2 separate regions of the Homo sapiens genome follow, and region 1 is linked to region 2. The links are chromatin loops, found by intact Hi-C in ENCODE. Cell type or tissue: pancreas. All regions are shown on one strand. Links, peaks and the distances in the headings refer to the core of each region. The heading gives the core; the rest is flanking DNA.

The links. A loop is a pair of places that touch in the nucleus more often than their neighbours do. Peaks named below come from ENCODE experiments on the same cell type or tissue, not always from the same donor. Only the 100,000 strongest peaks of a DNase experiment are listed, where the experiment ranks them.
Region 1: a loop joins it to region 2, with 2.5 times the contacts of the local background. A loop is called at or near these places in 77 of 110 quality-filtered maps.

What each region holds. Positions count from the first base shown.
Region 1 is chr12:95,219,563-95,229,678 of GRCh38, reverse strand. The region is part of intron 1 of VEZT (vezatin, adherens junctions transmembrane protein); the gene reads right to left. Among named protein-coding and RNA genes, the nearest start is that of VEZT, 6.8 kb to the right of the region's middle. In pancreas, for the core only: no CTCF peak of the experiment used is centred there; no DNase peak of the experiment used is centred there.
Region 2 is chr12:95,111,218-95,121,333 of GRCh38, reverse strand. It overlaps FGD6 (FYVE, RhoGEF and PH domain containing 6), which reads left to right. Exons shown (of 21, transcript NM_018351.4): 9 at 7,633-7,683. Among named protein-coding and RNA genes, the nearest start is that of NR2C1, 43 kb to the right of the region's middle. RefSeq lists an enhancer at 5,861-6,594. In pancreas, for the core only: a CTCF peak has its summit at 4,055 (motif pointing left); no DNase peak of the experiment used is centred there; H3K27ac peaks cover 3,131 bases.

The DNA.
Region 1 (10,116 bases), core at 1,243-9,242, 110 kb before region 2:
CTAAAATTGAGTCAGGATTTCTAATATAAAAAGAGACTGGAAATGAATAGATTCTTTTCCTGTATTTCCTAATTAATGGAAGCCTCTAAGGGCCTACTCTCATTTACTCAACCCACTAGATAGTTTCCGATCCCCTAGAATGGATTTAAGAAAAATTTCATACCAAAGGATGATATGGTATAAAGGATGATCCTGGGAAACAAGCTCTAGAGAAATTAAGTGATTTATTCAGAATTTCATTGCTAATTTATGTCAGTCAGTCTCTTGACTCCTCGTCTGGTCCTCTTTCCACAATGCTTTTAAAAAAATGAAAACCTTCAATATAGCTGCACATAAAATACCAAGGTAACTAAAAAAAATAATGTAGGCACTGTGTGTGTCATAGCTTGAGACAAATGGACTTACATTTTAATAAATGCAATAAAAAATACATAAAAGAGAGAACTACCTACTTTTCTTGAATGTTTAGACATAAAACAGAAACAAAATTTTAATCTAAACTGGAGCCCCAAGGATCTGTGAAGAAGCCAAAACAGAAGAAATGACACAACATAAGCAGAAAAAAAAGCAGACTTGTTCCCCAAGAATAATTTTTATAATTCATATTAAACATGGAATTTCTTCTTGCATATCTTGGTTATAAACCAGAGTTGGTGTTTTGTTTTTGTTTTTGTTTTGAGAAAGGGTCTTATTTCAATGCCCAGGCTGGAGTGCAGTGCTGAAATCACAGCTCACTGCAGCCTCAACCTCCTGGGCTCAAGCAATCCTCCCACCTCAGCCCCGAAGCAGGTTGCACTGCAGGTACATGCCACCACACTGGCCAATTTTTACATTTTCTGTAGAGACAGGGTCTCACTATGTTGCCCAGGCTGGTTTTGAACTCCTGAGTTCATGTGATCTTCTAACCGCAGCCTCCTAAATTGTTGGGATTACAGGTGTGAACTACCATATCTGGCTAGACTTGGTCTTAATGGTCAATCTTTGATGTCAATAGAGTTGTGATTTAATAGCACTATTAATAAATATTATTCCTATTATAGATAGTGATAGCATGAATTTTGCTATACTTCTAATCTCAGCTACTACTTGGAACAAGATTATTTTAAATAATACAATTTAGGGCTTTATGTTTGACAAACTGAAACTCAGGATATATTAAAAAAAATTAAATGATATAATAATACCTTAAATTTTATATGTATAATTATTCTAGACAGGAAGCTCCATTATCAAAATAGCAAATACTGTCCATGTATATGTTCACAGACAAAAACAATATTCTTCCATTGGTCAAATCAATAATACAAGTAAGAAAGAATCTACAATTATTACTTAGGGAAAAAGTACCTTCATGTTCCTCAGAGATGCATAATAACTTTTAAAAATACAAAGAAAAGGGAATCTCTCGAGGAAGAGAGAAATTTTTTAAAACTTCCTTTTAAATGTGAAAGGTTTTGTGAGAGTCATTTCCTTTCATTTAACTGATTAAATGCTATGGGAGAAAAGGGCGAAAGCTGAACATACTGCCAACAAAGGGTTAACATTTAATAACTTACACAGAAGTATGAAAGAAGTAGGAGAAAAAGAAATCATGACAAAATGGGCAAAAATTATCTTTCTCAGCCAGGAAGAAAAGAAAAGAGGAAGAAGGAATTTAAACAAACACCAAAAACAGTAACGAGTTCACCTACAGAGGATAAGGTTACCAAGGCAAGAGATTTGAGTAAAAGATCCCTTTAATACAACATTGTCCCTACTAGAAGAAAGTTACAAAGGAATGGTTTAAATGAACTTCAAATGATGCAAAGAGGCAGAAAAATTAGTCTTTCAGATTTAAAAAGTCTTATTTCCAGGCACTCTTCCCTCTAGGAATAGCAAGGTTTAAGACAGATGACCTGAAGTTTCTGCAATTAAAATTTAAGGCCCGGTGCAGTCGTTCATGTCTGTAATCCCAGCACTTTGGGAGGCCGAGGCAGAACAATCACTTGAACCTGGGCAACATGTCAAAACCCACTCTCTGCAAAAAATACAAAAAATTGGCCGGGCATGGTGGCTCATGCCTATAATCCCAGCACTTTGGGAAGCCGAGGCGGATGGATCACCTGAGGTCAGGAGTTCGAGACAAGCCTGGCCAACATGGCGAAACCCCATCTCTACTAAAAATACAAAAATTAGCAGGGTGTGGTGGCATGCACCTGTAATCCCAGCTACTTGGGAGGCTGAGGCAGGAGAATCGCTTGAACCCGGGAGGTGGAGGTTGCAGTGACCCGAGATCACGCCATTGCACTCCAGCCTGGGCGACAAGAGCAAAACAAAATTCCATCTCAAAAAAAAAAAAAAAAAAGAAAAAATTAGTAGGGCATGATGGCACATGCCTGTAGTCCCAGCTACTTGGGAGGCTGAGATGAGATAATCACCTGAGCCTGGGAAGTGGAGGCTGCAGTGAACAGTGATTGTTCTATTGGAGGCCAGCCTGGTGACAGAGTGAGACCCTGTCTAAAAAACAGTTAAGAAAGCAACATCAGAACTTTAATACCTTTCTAAAGTAATTGGAGAATTCTTACTCTCAAAACACTGTAATTAATGATGACGATAACAGAGTAAAACAACAATCTTGGTATTTCATGCTTATTTTGTTAATATTCACATTAGACATAGTATCCATCATTTTCTAAACTTTGTTCTGTTGCTGTTTAGCCTGAGAGGTCCAAGACTGAGGTTATACTGTCCTTCTCAATTCAGCCTCTTAGAGTAGAATGATGGTAGAAGATTCTAATTAAAACAAATGATCTTATAGGAGGAGGAGTCAGGCTCCAATATAATGGAATTAACATTGAAAGTACATACGGAATCTAGCTCTGATAAAATGGGTAATCAGATTCTAGGGCAAGAAATGGGAATTGGGCCTGGGCACTTCACTCTTTCTTTCCTCCCTTAGTCCTTCTCTTATATTATCATCTTTCAGTGCACATCTAGTCCTCTCAGACTAAGAGGACTCAAAGTGATCACTGGAAGGAGAAATACAAATGACCCAAAATATAGTACAGTAAAATTTACAAATAATCCAAGAAACAGAAATTAAAACAAGATACCTCAAAGAGTTTGTTTTAAGGGAAGGGATGTTGTTGGAATATTATCCAAAACTCTGCATGATTTAAGTTTTTAACTTTCATGCAGCATGTAATTCTCTAGGTAAGTCTCAATACATGAATGACTCTGATTTCTATCTGAAGATCATTAAAATAACAGTATTACAACAAATATACCAAAAAAAAAAAAATCACAGTTAAATTTTCTTAGGGGAAGAGAGGTTCAGCCCTAAGATAGATATGGTAAATTGGCTTGGCTTGTTCAATCTCTATTCTATAATCCTTCTTCCAATGTATCTCTTGTGTTACAGAGGCAGGAAAGCTACATCTGAAATTTCCCAAATTATCTTGCAGCTAGGATTCTAGATATAAATCAGGGTTTCCCCAAGTAGGTGTATGGTGTAAGAGATTTGGAAGGTGGAAGAAGAGCAGAAGTCCACTTTTTGCTTCTTTGGCTTTTGTTTCAACTGTTCTTTTTTTTTTTTTTTTTTAAATAAAGGCAAAGTCTCAATCTGTCACCAAGGCAGAGTGCAGTGGCCTCATCAAAGCTCATCACAGCCTTGAACTCCTGGGTTTAAGCAATCCTCCTGCGTCAGCCTCCTGAGTAGCTAGGGCTAGAGATGCATGCCACCATGCCCAGCTAATTCTTTAAAATAATTTTTTGTAGAAACAAGGTCTCTCTATATTGCCCAAGCTGGTCTCAAACTGCTGGCCTCAAGTGATCCCCCCACTGCTGGCCTTGTTCTTTCATTTGTCTGTTCTCTCATTCCTTCTCTTCCCTCCATCCTTCTCTCTCTTTTTTTTTTTTTTTTTTTTTTTTTTTTTTTTGCTATGAAACAAAGCTGTGGAGGCAAAATGTTTCTATAGCAGTATTCCAATATGGATTCTCCAGCTTCTTGATAACACAGCTGCAGGTGTGGTAGAGACAGTGGAGAGACTCCAAGTTCCAATACCAAGGTATCACTTTGTTAGGTTATTGAGAGGCAGATGTGGTGATGGCTTTTGTTTTGTTTTGTTTTGTTTTGTTTTGTTTGAGACAGAGTCTTGCTCTATCGCCCACGCTGGAGTGCAGTGGCGCGATCTTGGCTCACTGCAAGCTCAGCCTCCTGGGTTTACGCCATTCTCCTGCCTCAGCCTCCCGAGTAGCTGGGACTACAGGCGCCCGCCACCAAGCCCGGCTAATTTCTTTTTGTATTTTTACTAGAGATGGGGTTTCACAGCATTAGCCAGGAAGGTCTCAATCTCCTGACCTGGTGATCCGCCCGCCTCGGACTCCCAAAGTGGTGATGGCTTCTAATTCCTGGATTGTAACTATGATCATGATCACGTGCTCTTGTCTTCATGAGCATATAGCAACTTTGATAGAGCTTGATCCTGTAGGCCTTCCGATGATAATCTAACCATTAATTCCCTATGTTAAATTCCTTTCTGCTTATGGCACATAGACAGGTTCCTGTTTACTGCATTAACAGGGGTCCTCAACCCCCAGGCCTGCACAGCACTGGTACCGGTCCATGGCCTGTTAGGAATACAGCCCGAGGCCAGCAGGATGGTGGGCCAGTGGGTGAGCAAGCGTTACTATCAGAGCTCCGCCTCCTGTCAGATCAGTGGCAGCATTAGATTCTCATAGGAGCAGGAACCCTATTGTGAAATGTGCATGTGAGAGATCTAGGTTGTGAGCTCCTTATGAGAATCTAACTAATGCCTGATGATCTCAGGTGGAACAGTTTCATCCTGAAACCATCCTCCATCTGGAAAAACTGTCTTCCACGAAACAAGTCCCTGGTGCCAAAAACCAGTCACTGTGCATTAGGATGTATGGGTGACACAGTACTTAGTATCTAGAAGTAGGGCTGACTCAGCAGAACCTGAAATATGTTCCACTGGCTGAGTAATCAAGTGGTAGATGGCAAGAAAACATGCCTTACAAGCTTTCAGCTCTTCAAAAGAAGGCCTTTCTCAGTCAGTGGCCTGAGATCTAAGTTGAATGAAAGTGGTAATAGGGGTAGAGGGGGTTACAGGTCTCATAGGTGGTAAAGCCCAAACACAGGAAATAAGATGGCTGCTCCTAGCCTTTCCCAAGAAGAATCCCGTGATAAGAGTTACAGGTTAGCTGGACATGGTGGCACCTGCCTGTAGTCCCAGCTACTTGAGAGGCTGAAGTGGTAGGATCACCTGAGCCAGGAGTTGGAGGCTGCAGTGAGTTATGATGGTTAACACTGCATTCCAGCCTAGGCAACAGTGCAAGACCCTGTCAAAAAAAAAAAAAAAGTTGTGGCTTTAGGTACAGGAATGCAATCACTAACAAATAGTAGCCGTAGAGGGAAAGAATTCAGACAAGAAACACCCAAACCTCTCTGGCGCTCTTTCCTCCATCCTCTGATCTGCAGGTCCTTCCCACTGGCCGAACCTAAATGGAACCCAGAGGACAAGGGAATGCAGTGATGCAGTCCATAATGATCAGGGTGGAATTATGGGTCTGAGGGACACAGGGAGAAAAATAATCACCAATGATAACATCAATCCCTCAACTATATACTTGGGTATTAAATAAGAAATAAAAATGGAACTTATACAACCATGAGACAAACTACATTTCAAAACTTTCGTGATACAACTGAAGCAATACTCAGGGAAATTTATAGCCTTACAAGTTATTTTGGGCATTTAGGTTTTTAACTCAAGAAGCTAAAAAAAACAGAACAAAAATAGCAAAATAAACACAAATAGATGAATGGAAATAGATAAAAGTAGAAATTTTAAAAAAATTTAAAACCACAAACAAATTCAATAGAACTGACCAAACAAAACCAACTAGTTTTTTGAAAAGTCTACCTGAGGCCAGGCACGGTGGCTCACATCTGTAATCCCAGCACTTTGGTAGGCCGAGGTGGGTGGATCACCCGAGGTCAGGAGTTCAAGACCAGCCTGGCCAACATGGTGAAACCCCATCTCTACTAGAAATACAAAAATTAGCTGGGCATGGTGATGGGTGCCTGTAATCCCAGCTACTCGGGAGGCTGAGGCAGGAGAATTGCTTGAACCCAGGAGGCAGAGGTTGCAGCAAGCCAAGATCCTGCCATTGCACTCCAGCCTGGGCGACAAGGCTAACAGAGTGGAACTCTGTCTCAAAAAAAAGAAAAGTCTATCTGGTAAGTTGAAACTCCAGCACATCTATGCAAAACAAAAAGAAAAACATAACAACAATCAGATCTAATTTGTGCTATAAATGAAACTAAAGAGACTACTAAGAATATATCAATAATTTTGAAAACCTAGATAAAAAGCAATTTGTTGGAAAAATTTAATAAAAGGTAACATTTACTGAGTGTTTACAATGTGTCAGGTACTCATCTAAGTAATTCACTTATATTAAATCATTTAGTACTCATAACTACCTTACGAGATAGTTACTGTTATTTTTATTTAATATGGAGAAAACTGAAGCTTAGACAAGTTAAGTAACCTGCTCAAAGTCACATTAACTAATATAACTAATAAATAGCTGACCTAGGATTTCTTAGGTTATCCAGCTCCAGAGCCCATATCTTTAACTATATTACACTGCCTTTCAGAATAAAAAAGTTATCAAAATAGAAAATTGTACCTGAGCAATAACCATAAAAGAAATTGAGCTGATAGACAACATTCAGTCTCTTTTCCCCAGGAAAGGCCAATTTAGCTATACTCTGAAGAAACAGATAATTCTCATTTTGTAAAATCAGTCCTAGAGCACAGAACGAGATGAGAAGTTGCTTGATTCATTTAGAAGGCAAGCAATAAATGTTCACGGATTGGAAGATTCAATATTGATTGTAAAGATGTTAAGTTTCCCCAGATTAATTTATAGCTTCAAAGCAATTTCAATCAAAGTCTCAGTAGGGTTTTTTTATTTTTATTTTTTATTTTTTTACAAAAACTGACAGGCTGATTCTAAAATTTATATGGAAATATAATGGGCCAAGAATAGCCAAAGGCAATCCTGAAGAAAAATACAGCTGAAGGGTCTTATGCTATCAGATATTAAAACCTATTTTTTAAATTATAGTAATTAAAATAATGTGGTATTAACACACGAATAGACAAAATGATCAATGGCAAAGAAGACAGTGTCCAGAAAGAGATCTACACATAAAAGATTCCCTGATTTATGACAAAGGCAACACTACAGTTCAGTGGGGAAAAAATGATCTGTTCAGTAAATGGTGCCAGGTCAACTGGACATCCATACGGGGAAAAAAAAATGTTGATCTTCACTTGTTACCATACAAAAATCAGTACCAGATGGATGACAGATCTAAATGGGAAAATGTCAAATAAAGCTTTTAAAGAAAATATCTTTGTGACCTTAGAGTAGGCAAATATTTTTTTAACAGCACTAATCACAAAAGAATAAGGTTTAATTGGATTATAATAAGGAGCTTCTGTTCATTGAAAGACACGATTAAAAGAGTGCAGAGGCCACATATAGCCCAAGGTAAGATATATGAGGTATATACAGTTGTCTCTTTATTCATGGGGAATTGGTCACAGGACTAGGGCAAATACCCAGTCCATGGATGCTCAAGTCCCTTATATAAAATGGCATAGTATTTGCATATAACATACACACAGTCTCCCACATATTTTAAATCATCTCTAGATTATTTGTAATACCTAATACAATGTGAACACTATGTAAATAGTTGTTATCCTGTATAGTTTTTTTATTTGTATTATTTTTTGAATATTTTTGAGTATTTATTTATTTATTTAGAGATATGGTCTCACTCTGTCACCCAGGCTGGAATTGTAGCTCACTGCAGCCTCAAATTCCTGGGCTCAAGCAATCTTCTGCCTCAGGCTGTGGAGTAGCTGGCATTACAGACATGCATCACCACACCTGGTTAATTTTTTTCTTTTTTTTTTTTAATATGCAGGGTTTTGTTAATGTTGACCAGGCTGGTCTTAAACTCCTGGCTTCAAGCAATATTCCTACCTTAGCCTCCCAAAGTGCTGGGATTACAGGCATGAGCCACCTCACTGGGCCAGAGTATTTCCTTTATTTTTTTTTTTTGAGATGGAATCTTACTCTGTCACCCAGAGCAACCTCCGCCTCCTGGGTTCAAGCGATTCTCATGCCTCAGCCTCTGGAGTAGCTGGGACTACAGGTGCATGCCACCATGCCCAGCTAGTTTTTGTATTTTTTAGTAGAGACTGGGTTTCGCCATGTTGGCCAGGCTGGTCTCAAACTCCTAGCCTCAAGTGATCTGCCTGGCTTAGCTTTCCAAAGTGCTAGGATTATAGGCGTGAGCCACGGTTGGTCCAATCTGCAGATGTGGAACTCTCAGCTAAGGAGGGCCAACTGCATCTCTAACAAAGGACTTGTATCCAGTGTATGTAAATAATTCCTTCAAATCAGCAAGAAAAAGAAACAACCCAATAGAAAAATATGCAAGAAATTTGACGTGGCTTCACAAAATGGATATACAATTGGCTAATAAACACATTAAAAATCTTAACATCTTTATCAAGAAAATACAAATTAAAACCACAAGGAGATACCAGGACATAGCCCCTAGAATCATAAAAAGAAAAACACTAAAATTAGCAAGGGTTGATGAGGATGTGGGGCAATGGGACCTCTCATACATTCCTGGCTGGAGAATAAACTGGTACAACCACTTTGGAATAAAGTTTGGCAATATCTACAGAAATATCTAGGTATTTGCTATGACCCAGCAATTCCATTCCTACATATATATCCACCAGAAATATGTTTAACCAAACACATACAAAAAGGTTCACAGTAGCACTAGTTTAAACCTGGGAACTACTCAATGACCATTAATAGAAGAATGAATTTAAAAATGATCATATATTCACATGGAATACTATGCCAAAATAAAAATTCTCATGTTAACAATATGGACGAATCTCACAAATAAAGCCAGAGAGGAAAAAAAAAAGTCAGAAATAAGAGAGTATATAAATGGAAATGCACAGTGTCTAAACAATAAAAATAGACAAAATTAATCTAGGTTATTATGTTTAAATAGTGATCATTTTGGGGTAGGGAGTAGTGATGGAAAGGACCAGGAGGGAGCTTCTGGTGTGCTGGTGATGTTGTTTCTTTTTTCATTTTTTATTTTTTTGGGGCAGAGTCTGGCTCTGTCATCCAGGCTGGAGTACAGCGGTGCGATCATGGCTCACTGCAGCCTTGACCTACCCAGGCTCAAGTGATTCTCCCACCTCAGCCTCCCGAGTAGCTGGGACTATAGGCATGTGCCACCACGCCCAAATAATTTTTGTCTTTTTTGTAGAGATAGGGTTTCACCATGTTGTCCAGGCTAATCTCAAACTCCTGGGTTCAAGGGATCCATCTGCCTCAGCCTCCCAAAGTGCTGAGATTACAGGTGTGAGCCACCATGCCCCATCTGTCCCGTTTCTTGATCTGGGTGCTGGTTACATGGGTGTGCTCAACATGTGAAAATATAACCATCCACACACTTGTGATCTGTGCCCTGTCCTTATGTAAATTATACTGCAATAAAAATTGTGTATATCAAAGAGCAAACAAACAGCAAACTGGAAATTTTTCTGCAAGTATGACAAAGGCTTAGTAATATATGAAGAACTCACGCAAGTCAATTTTTTTAAAGCTAGCATCTAATAAGAAAATGAGCAACAAATATGAAGAGAAATGTTCAAAGAAATAAAAATAGCTAATAAATGTATAAATGCATAAAATGTAAATTAAAACAATGGAATGTTATTTTTGCCTATCAAATTAGCAAAGATTAAAGGAAACTGTTAAGGCTGTTGTTGAGGATTTGGTGAAACCAATACTCTCTTATTCTTAATGGAAACCGGAATTGGTATAACCTTTCTGCGTAAGTCTTAAATGTTCATATTCTTTCACCCACTAGTTCTACTTCTAAAAATTATTCTGAGGAAAATCAGAGTTGTAGTTAAAAATAGGCTTATATCACTGTTGATTACAATGGTATTTTTTTAAAAAAAGGTTATATTATGATACACGTGAGGG
Region 2 (10,116 bases), core at 1,046-9,045:
TAGTAGCTGGGATTACAGGTGCCTGCCGCCATGCCCGGCTAATTTTTTGTATTTTCAGTAGAGACAGGGTTTCACCATGTTGGCCAGTCTGGTCTCAAACAACTGACCTCAAGTGATCTGCCCGCTTCGGCCTCCCAAAGTGCTGGGATTACAGGGGTGAGCCACAGCAGCCAGCCTGTAAATGAAAATATTGACACTTTTCATTTCATTTTATTTATTTTATTTTTTGAGGCACATTTGCACCATTATAATAACATTAAAATATTATAAAAGTTTAAAATACAGTCAAAGTAAAAAGGCAAACAGCACATCAGAAAATATACCTCTAGGAAATTTTCATTTCAGCACAAATACTAAAAATAGACATCTAGACTAAAAATATGAACAAATATAATAACTTAGAAAAAAAGAGCACATAATAAATATATAGTGGTGTATTGTGTCCTTCGAATGATAACTATCAAATAAAACAGTTACCAATTCTATTAGCAATAAAAAACTGCAGCACACAAAATTGGCATTTACTGAAACTGTTATTCTCATATATTTGTATTAAAAGTTTCACATCCCTTTAGGAAAGGTTTTTTGTGATATGTATCAAGCACCCAAAAATAATTTAATATTTTATTTTATTTCATTTTATTTTTGAGGTGGAGTTTCACTCTGTCACCCAGGCTAGAGTGCAGTGGTGCGATCTCGGCTCACTGCAACCTCTGCCTCCGGAGTTTAAGCAATTCTCCTTGCCTCAGCCTCCCGAGTAGCTGGGACTATAGGCGCACACCACCATGCCCTACTAATTTTGTATTTTTAGTAGAGACAGGGTTTCGCTATGTTGGCCAGGCTGGTCTTGAACTCCTGACCTCAGGTGATCCACCTCCTTCACCCTCCCAAAGTGCTGGGATTACAGACATGAACCACCATGCCCAGCCTAAAATTTTTTTTAACTTTAATTTTTTTCTATATCACAAATCATGAAGCAAAAAAAATAAAAAATAAATAAATAAATAAATAAATTATTCTCCCTGATCCCAAGAAAAGAATCTGAAATATGGAAGAAGGCATGCTTTATTTATTTATTTATTTATTTATTTTTATTTATTTATTTTTGAGACGGACTCACTCTGTCACCCAGGCTGGAGTGCAGTGACGTGATGTCAGCTCACTTCAACCTCCGCCTCTTGGGTTCAAGCAGTTCTTCTGTCTCAGCCTCCTGGGTAGCTGGGACTACAGGAGCATTCCACCACACCCGGCTAACTTTTGTATTTTTGGTAGAGATGGGGTTTCACCATGTTGGTCAGGGAGGTCTCGAACTCCTGACATCGTGATCCTCCCGCCTCAGCCTCCCAAAGTGCTGGGATTACAGGCATGAGCCACTGCACCTGGCCTATTTTTTTATTTTTATTTTTGTTTTTTTGAGATGGAGTCTTGCTCTGTCACCCAGGCTGGAGTGCAGTGGCACAATCTTGGCTCACTGCAACCTCTGCCTCCTGGGTTCAAGCGATCCTCCTGCCTCCACCTCCCGAGTAGCTGGGATTATAGGCGTGTGCCACTACCCCCAGCTAATTAGTAGAGACAGGTTTTTGCCATGTTGGCAAGGCGGGTCTCAAACTCCTGACCTCCGGTGATCTGCCCACTTCGGCCTCCCAAAGTTCTGAGATTACAGGTGTAAGCCACCACACCAGCCGACAGTGCTAATCAGTGTTACTTATAAATCCAAACCCATTAACTTACAAAAGTAAAAGAGGACAGTATTTATAATTATGCCTGGACAGCAGGTATAAGGCAGGACTATATGGGGAGATAAGGTTGTATTGCCATCCTACTTATGTAAATAGCCAAAACAAATTAAATGCACTAAAGAGCTAATAGAACACCTAAGTACTGTATGATATACCCCTAGGATGGTTTTTAAGTCAAATCAAGCATTTATAAAAACAAGGAAATAGTTTAGTAATTGTTTTTCTCAGAGATGTTCATAGTTTAAGTTTTCCTCATTATTTAATTTTTCAAATTTTTCATTTTTTATTTTATTCAACAAAATATGTTTCATGATATTTTGGAATGAGAATCGTTACAGTTTTCATTCTGGTTCAGCCTAGTTATTTTATGCATGAGGATATTAACACACAAAAATGCTATGGGGCATGGCCAAAGTCCCATGCCTCAACTAGATGTGGCTGGACCAGGCAGAGTAAGCATTTCTATCTTTATTATTATTATCATCATCATCATCTAAAGACTTAGAGATGGGTCTCACTATGTGCCCAGGCTGTATCCTCCCACCTCGGCCTCCCATAGTGCTGGGATTACAGGCATGAGCCATCGCACCTGGCCCAGGAATTTCTGTCTTCTAATTCCAGAGCAAGGGCTCTTGACCACTTCGCCAAGCTGCCTTGAAGTGTCAGTATGTTTTGTAAGTTGACACTTGATGCTTGTTTTTGGTATTTAAAATGATCAGTACTTTGTTTCACAAGTCAGGCTAATTTTAGGTTGTTTCTTGCAAAATCTGAAACTTCATAAAACTTTACAAAGTCATATTGACTAGACTTACTTTTCTCTGGATCCCATAATTCTGTATGTGTTGCTGATCCCACTACATATTTATGGAGGAAAGAAGAAATCTGAAAAATACAAAGCAAGACATGTCCTCAAATTCAAAACACTTGACTTTGGAATGTTATCCCTCCTATACACTCATTTCCTCTGTGCTTTGCTGCCAAACATTTCTCAGTGCACGGTCCAGGAATCTGACTGGGTGTTGAATGCAAAAAGTCCCAGATTCCCACAGATGACTAATTTTTATTAATGGTTAACAGGACTTCCGACTAGTTTCTGCTCTAAGTTGGTTATGTATTGATTAGGTAATCAATGAGTGGTGGTAAGGCTCCCTGGGAACCCTTATACAGAAAACTTAGATTTCCAACAAGATATAGTATATATTGGGTCCTCATCCTTTCTCTCTCTCTCTTTCTTTTTTTTTTTTTTGAGACAGAGTCTCGCTCTGTCATCCAGACTAGAGTGTAGAGGTACAATCTCGGTTCACTGCAAACTCCACCTCCTGAGTTAGCAATTCTCCTGCCTCAGTCTCCTGAGTAGCTGGGATTGCAGGTGCCCACTACCATGCCTGGTGAATTTTTATATTTTTAGTAGAGATGGGGTTTCACTATATTGGCCAGGCTAGTCTCAAACTCCTGACCTCAAGTGATCTGCACACCTCAGCCTCCCAAAGTACTGGGATTACAGGCATGAGCCATTATGCCTGGCCGTGGGAATTTGTTATTGTTGTTGTTCTTGAGACAGAGTCTTGCTCTGTCACCCAGGCTGTAGTGCAGTGGCACGATCTCAGCTCACTGCAACCTCTGCCTCCCAGGTTCAAGCGAGTCTCCTGCCTCAGCCTCCTGAGTAGCTGGGATTACAGGCATGCGCCCCCATGCCCAGCTAGTTTTGTATTCTTAGTAGAGACAGGGTTTCACCATGTTGGCCAGGCTGGTCTCGAACTCTTGACCTCATGATCCGCCCACCTCGGCCTCCCAAAGTGCTGGAATTACAGGCATGAGCCACTGCGCCCGGTGGCCTTGGGCATTTTATATGAGAACAAAATTAACTTGTACTGGCACCGTGGCTCACACCTATAATCCCAGCACTTTGGGAGGCCAGGGTGAGAGAATCACTTGAGTTCAGGAGTTCAAGACCAGCCTGGGCAACATAGTGAGACATCGTCTCTACAAAAAATCAAAAACTTAGCCCAACGTGGTAGTACAGGTCTGTTGTCCTAGCTACTTGGGAGGCTGAGGTGTGGGACAGCCACTTGAGCCTGGGAGATTGAAGCTACAATGAGCATTGGTCACACCACTGCACACTCCAGCCTAGGCAACAGAGCGAGACCCTCCAAAAAAAGAAAGAAAAAAAAAAGGCAGCTTGCATATCCCTAGAAGTTGCACATAGTATGTTGTGTTCCAGTTAATTTTTTGCTACTCATGTTGGGTGATGGTGATGGAGTTAATTAACTTTTATTAATCAGTGATGCCACCTGGTGGCCAGAGAGTACATTTTGTAGTGTACCTACATGCTGAACCAACATCTGCTTTTTTTTTCCTTTGATAAAAATAACCTCAGTGGCATTTGAGGCAGTTTTATTAGTGAAGTTTTGAATAATGCTCAATTTGTTTTGGCAGGAGCAGAAAGGTCATAGAATACTACCAGTCTAACATGGCAAACTGAAATGACTGCTCTCCTCGTTGTTATTAGGAAAGCTTCTGCCGAATACCAGGTCCTAAGTGATAGGTAATAGGTGGTTCACTATGACCAATATAGGCGTGTCTGTCTGGTCTCCTTTCCTGGGTTTCACCTGGGTTATAACAGTTACTGGGGCAGCTACTGGTTTCCTGTTCCTCCCATCTGACTCAGGGTGATCAGTCACATTCTTATGCTGCAGTTAAGGCCCCAGGTGATTCTTAACTGTTTAAGGAGATCCAGGCCCTGCTCTCTTTGCCAAGGTAAAAGTTCTCAAAAAGATATACTGCAAGAAGATGCCCTAAAAACATGAATGGATGGATGGATGGGTTGATGGATGGATGGATGGATGGATAAGTTGGAGAGTTGGATTTTGTAGACCATAAAGATATTTTTAAAAATTGGCAAGGAGGGTAAACCTAACTCCGTTACTTCCTTGATTAATAGCATGATGTTGCAACGTGTTAACGGTGGGTTTTCTGCTCAGTGTATTTCAACTGTGTTCATAAAAGTTCATGTTTGAGTACAAGCAAAGAAAATGCAACTTAGAAGTTTATGAGGCTCAGCACAGTGATTCTGAGGTCAGGATTTCCTAATATGGACATCTTCTGGGGAGCCCTTTTGGTTTAGAGAAATGTCTCTGTTTTCATGGATATACTTCTGTATTAAAAAACAGAAATTTAAGACAAACTAGGAAGTCGCCATGAGTCCAATATTTAGGTAAATCTGCATTCCTTCCCACAACAAGATATAGTAACTATCTAACAGCTTAAGGAAAATCACTTGATTAATGAGGTAGCTTAGGGTTTGAGAACATCTAATAGGGAGGGTAGGGTAAGTTTGTCTCCCCAACCCTGTCAACTGTCAGCCATAGAAATGTTAAATGTTTGCACTCACCAGACACGGATTATGTAATATATTGAATGCATTCTGAGTGGGGTCAGAGTGAGAATATTTATTTTCATCTCCAGATGGGGCTAAGTGTAACATATAACTTATGTATTTTGTTAATTTGGGAATTTTTTATTTTTTGTGTGTGCCCACTTCATTTTTCCTTTATATTTTGCGGGGGATGCTCTCTTCATTCAGATTAAGATCTAAATTGCTAGCGATGGTCTCTGGCAAGATAGAACCTATGCCATGGCGCAGGGAAGCTTAATATGTTTATACATAACATCTCACCATGGCTTATTGCCAGTGCTGGATATTTATAAGGTGCACGTCTAGACTCACACAGGCTCTTAGATCACTGTCTCAAAGACTTACGAAGTTTCAGCAATTGGGCGCGTGTTTGTGTCATCTGTTATGTTTGAAGATCTGGCACCAATACCCCTGTTTTCCTTTGTTCCTCTGAGCATGATGTCATAAATCCATGAGATGAAGTTGTATCTATTCCATAATAGTACTAACTAGCAGTTGGGTCTGATAAAGATATATTCAGTCACTGAACACACCTTTCCTCCTTTCATTTCCTCAGTTCCCACTGGCATTAGAATTGGTTTCAGCATTTATTGCCTTTTACCTCAACTAAAATACAATCCTATCTAAAAAATAATATATTCTTGGCCAGGTGCAGTGGCTCACTGCCTGTAATTCCAGCACTTTGGTAGGCTAAGGCAGGAGGATTGCTTGAGGCCAGGAGTTAAAGACCAGCCTGGGCAATAAAGCGAGACCCTGCCTCTGCAAAAAAAAAAAAAAAAGCAGACATGGAGGCACACACCAGTAGTCATAGCTATTTGGGAGGCAGAGGCAGGATGATTGGTTGAGTCCAGGAATTTGAGGCTGTAGTGAGCAATGATTGCAGCACTGTGCTCCAGCCTGGACGACAGGGTGAGACTCTGTCTTGAATGAGTAAGTGAACTGTTTTTATTCAGTAAGCATTTATTGTCCCCTTTGTGCAAAGCCCCTGACTAAGTGCTATGTGAGAGAAAGATGTGTCAGATGACTTGCTCACAAGGAGCTTTGAGTCTAATGAAAAAGAAAATGATAGAAGCATAAAGTGAGACTGCTGTGTCATGTGTTATTCAAAGGCAGAAAACGTTTCTTTCAAATGGAAATTTTGTAAGAGAAGGGGCATTTAAGAAGAGCCTTGAAGAGTGTGAGTAGAATTTGTATAAGCGAGACAGAGGAAGGGATGGAGAAAAAGGGACTATTAGAGACAAAAGGTGTGAAGCCAGGGGGACACATGGGGAGTGTTTAAGGGGTTGCACAGATCAAATTTAGTCAGAACAAAGGGCCCATTTTAGGCAGTAGCAAGAGAGAGAGAAAAATTGATAGGGACCATGTAGCAGGGGGCTTTAAATTCCAGAAAGGAATTTGTATTAATTTAACAGGTAATGGGAGGCCATCCAGCATTTCTCAACAGAGAAGGAAGTATTGCCTTGAAATTCCATGACTTACCTTGGTGTTAAAGATTTATTAAATATAGGTTCTTCTATTACCTCTTTTTCTGTATTACAAGAACTACTATATACCATATTACTTATTTACAGACTATCTTTATCCAAACCAAGGTTTCTCAACTTCAGACCTATTGATATTTGGGGTCAGATAATTTTTTTTTTTGTTGCAGGGCTGCATTATAAGATATTTAGCAGCACGTCTGACGTGTGTGTGTGTGTGTGTGTGTGTGTGTGTGTGTGTGTGTGTGTGTGTGTAGTAGAGATGGGGTTTCCCCATGTTGGCCATGCTGGTCTTGAACTCCTGACTTCAAGTGATCCACCCCCTTTGGCCTCCCAAAGTGCTAGGATTACAGGCATCAGCCACCGAGTCCAGTCTGCATCTCTGACTTCTAACCACTAGCCACCAGTAGCCCCCGCTTTTCCCCAGTTATGACAACCACAACTGTCTCCAGACATTGCCAGATGTACCCTAGGGGGCAAATTTGTCCCCATTTGAAAACCACCTGTTTAAATACATATATTGAGTTCCCTTGGTGTCCTGAGCATTGTTAGACTCTTAGATTAACAAATCCAGGAGACTTTTAGGGATTGGATTAATGCCTTAGAATTTTATACTAGACGTGTGTCTGATCTCAAGATTAAAGTACTTCCTATGTGTTGGGATAAAAGCTGAATTGGGCATTAGGAGACCTGAATTCTCATGCTGGCTCTGCCAACTAGAGGTTGTGTGAGTTGGGTGAGATCCTTTGCTCAGTAATCTGATTCCTCATCTCTAAAATAACCAATGTTTCCTCCAAGGCTTTTTCTAGCTCTGACTCTATGTCTTGATTTCAAATTGATCTCAGGGCTTTATTTTTTCACATTTTTAGAAAGTTAGCACAAGTTGGACTAGCATGTATATTAACCAGCAAGACTAATGAAGTATTGAAAAAGAAAGATATGTGTTTGGGGCTCACTGGTTTATTGTACTTAAATACTTTTTTTTCTTCTTTTCTAGATTATTTGAAGAATCTCATAGAAGATGCTGGAGATTACAGAGACACTCAAGGTAAATAACTTCTGTGGTTGCAGAAGTTTTTATATTATGTTTATTTAGGTAGGGCTAGAAAGTAAAAATATATTGATAACAAAATCCATTACAAACTCTCTTCATACGACTTGAAGGGCAGGTGCGGTGGCTCACACCTGTAATCCCAGCAGTTTGGGAGGCCGAGGCGGGTAGATCACCTGAGGTCAAGAGTTTGAGACCAGCCTGGCCTACATGGTGAAACCCCTTCTCTACTAAAAAAAATACAAAAACTAGCCAGGTGTGATGGTGCACGTCTGTAATCCCAGCTTCTTGGGAGGCTGAGGCAGGAGAATTGCTTGAACCCGGAAGGCGGAGGTTGCAGTGAGCCGAGATAGCGCCACTGCACTCCAGCCTGGGCGACAGAGCGAGACTCCTTCTCAAAAAAAAAAAAAAAAAAAGACTTGAGGCCTTCCTGGAAACTCCATTTTGAGCAGATTAACATAGAACCAGTTAAGTAGTAAAGCAGTGCTGGGGATAGGTGAGATGATATGGGCAGGGGAGACCCATGGCCAGCCCTGCATGGGAACCAGCCTCTTGCGACTGTGAAGCCAGCGTGGTGGCTGAGGTCAGGAATCTTTGCCCTCCTGTGCTCAGTCACTCTGTGCCCGTGCCATATTCAGTTTCCCTAGAGGTCCATTTCTTTGTCTTTCAAAAACAGGGATTGAACCAGATCTGCAAGGTCCTCAAGCTTCAAAATCATGAGTCCATGAAGTGACTAAACTACAAAGCAGGGATGAGTCTAAAAAAGCATATTATTCTGGCACTGTCTAACAATAGGATATTAGCCTTCCCTCAGCCCTAGTAGTACTTAAGGGAAACAATCCATTACAACATGAGGGACTCATAGCTAGTGGGATAATTGGAGTTCCTGTGTCTGTGTGCCTGTGTCTCTCTCCCTCACAATCTCTCTCCCTCCCTCTCTCGCAGATACACACACATACACACAGATTAATTCTGTTTGGGTGTTTCTGTTTATTCCCAACAACCTCTTTCAAATGTCACAGGTATACCCCTTGTTCTTTTTTTGTTTGAGACAGAGTCTCACTCTGTCACCCAGGCTGGAGTGCAGTGGCACGATATCGGCTCACTGCAACCTCTGCCTCCTGGGTTCAAGCAATTATCCTGCCTCAGCCCCCCAAGTAGCTGGGACTACAGGCATGTACCACCATGCCCGGCTGATTTTTGTATTTTTAGTAGAGATGGGGTTTCACCATATTGGCCAGGCTGGTCTCGAACTCCTGACCTCAAGTGATCTGCCCACCTTGGCTTCCCAAAGTGCTGGGATTACAGATGTGAGCCACCATGCCCAGCAACGCCTGGGTCTAACTGCAGAAACATGTTAAGCAAGTCCATTAATTTTATGAATTTTGATCACATTTTTTTTTTTTAATTTTTTGAGACAGAGTCTTACTTTGTCACCCAGGCTGGAGTGCAGTGGCATGAACACGGCTCACTGCAGCCTCAACCTCCTGGGCTCAAGTAATTCTCTTGCCTCAGCCCTCCAAGTAGTTGGGATTACAGGCACATACCATCACACCCTGCTAATTTTTATATTTTTTGTAGAGACAGGGTTTCACTATCTTGCCCAGGCTGGTCTCGAACTCCTGAGCTCAAGCGATCCACCTGCCTCAGTCTCCCAAAGTGCTGGGATTACAGGCATGAGCCACCACACCTGGCCTGATCACATTCTTGTATATCCTTTACATTTGCAGAGTAAAAAGTGAACATTTTTAACCCTTTTTGTAGAGATTCTTATATATTCTTTTAATCATTTTACTTCTCTTAACATCTTCTGTTTGTGTACATTATGCTTTTAAAGGCGGTTTTTTTTAAAGGAAAAGCTTGTGGTTGGGGATCTGACAAGTTTCCTGTCTTCAGTGATCATATCTAGTTGATGAAGAAGTTTATAATATCCATCAAATAAAGAACAAAGCAAATGACTTCAAAGTAAGGGTGCACCGAGCAGGACAGAATTATTTGGATGACAGAGAAAAGTGTGAAGGTTAAAGAGGCAGGGAAGCTTTGCAGGAAAAAGTAGGACTGGAGATGAGTGGGAGAGTGGGTGAGAGGAAAAATGAGCATTCCCGACGGCAGCCCCTCTCGTGAGGATACAAATTATACATGGAACTTATAGAATAGAAAGAAAACATCTGTCCTGGGTCCTGGGCTTCTGCCTTCAATGAAAGTGAGTTATTAGCTCCATTTTACACATAAAACAAATTCAGGGTCAGAGATTAAGGAGCTTATTTAAAGGAAATTACATGTGACAGCAAAGACATAGATGAGAAAACCAGTGAACAGTGAGGCCCACTGTATGGCCAGAGGCACAGCAATCATATGGTGAGCAGTGGCCGGGCGTGGTGGCTCATGCCTATAATCCCAGCAATTTGGGAGGCCGAGGCAGGTGGGTCA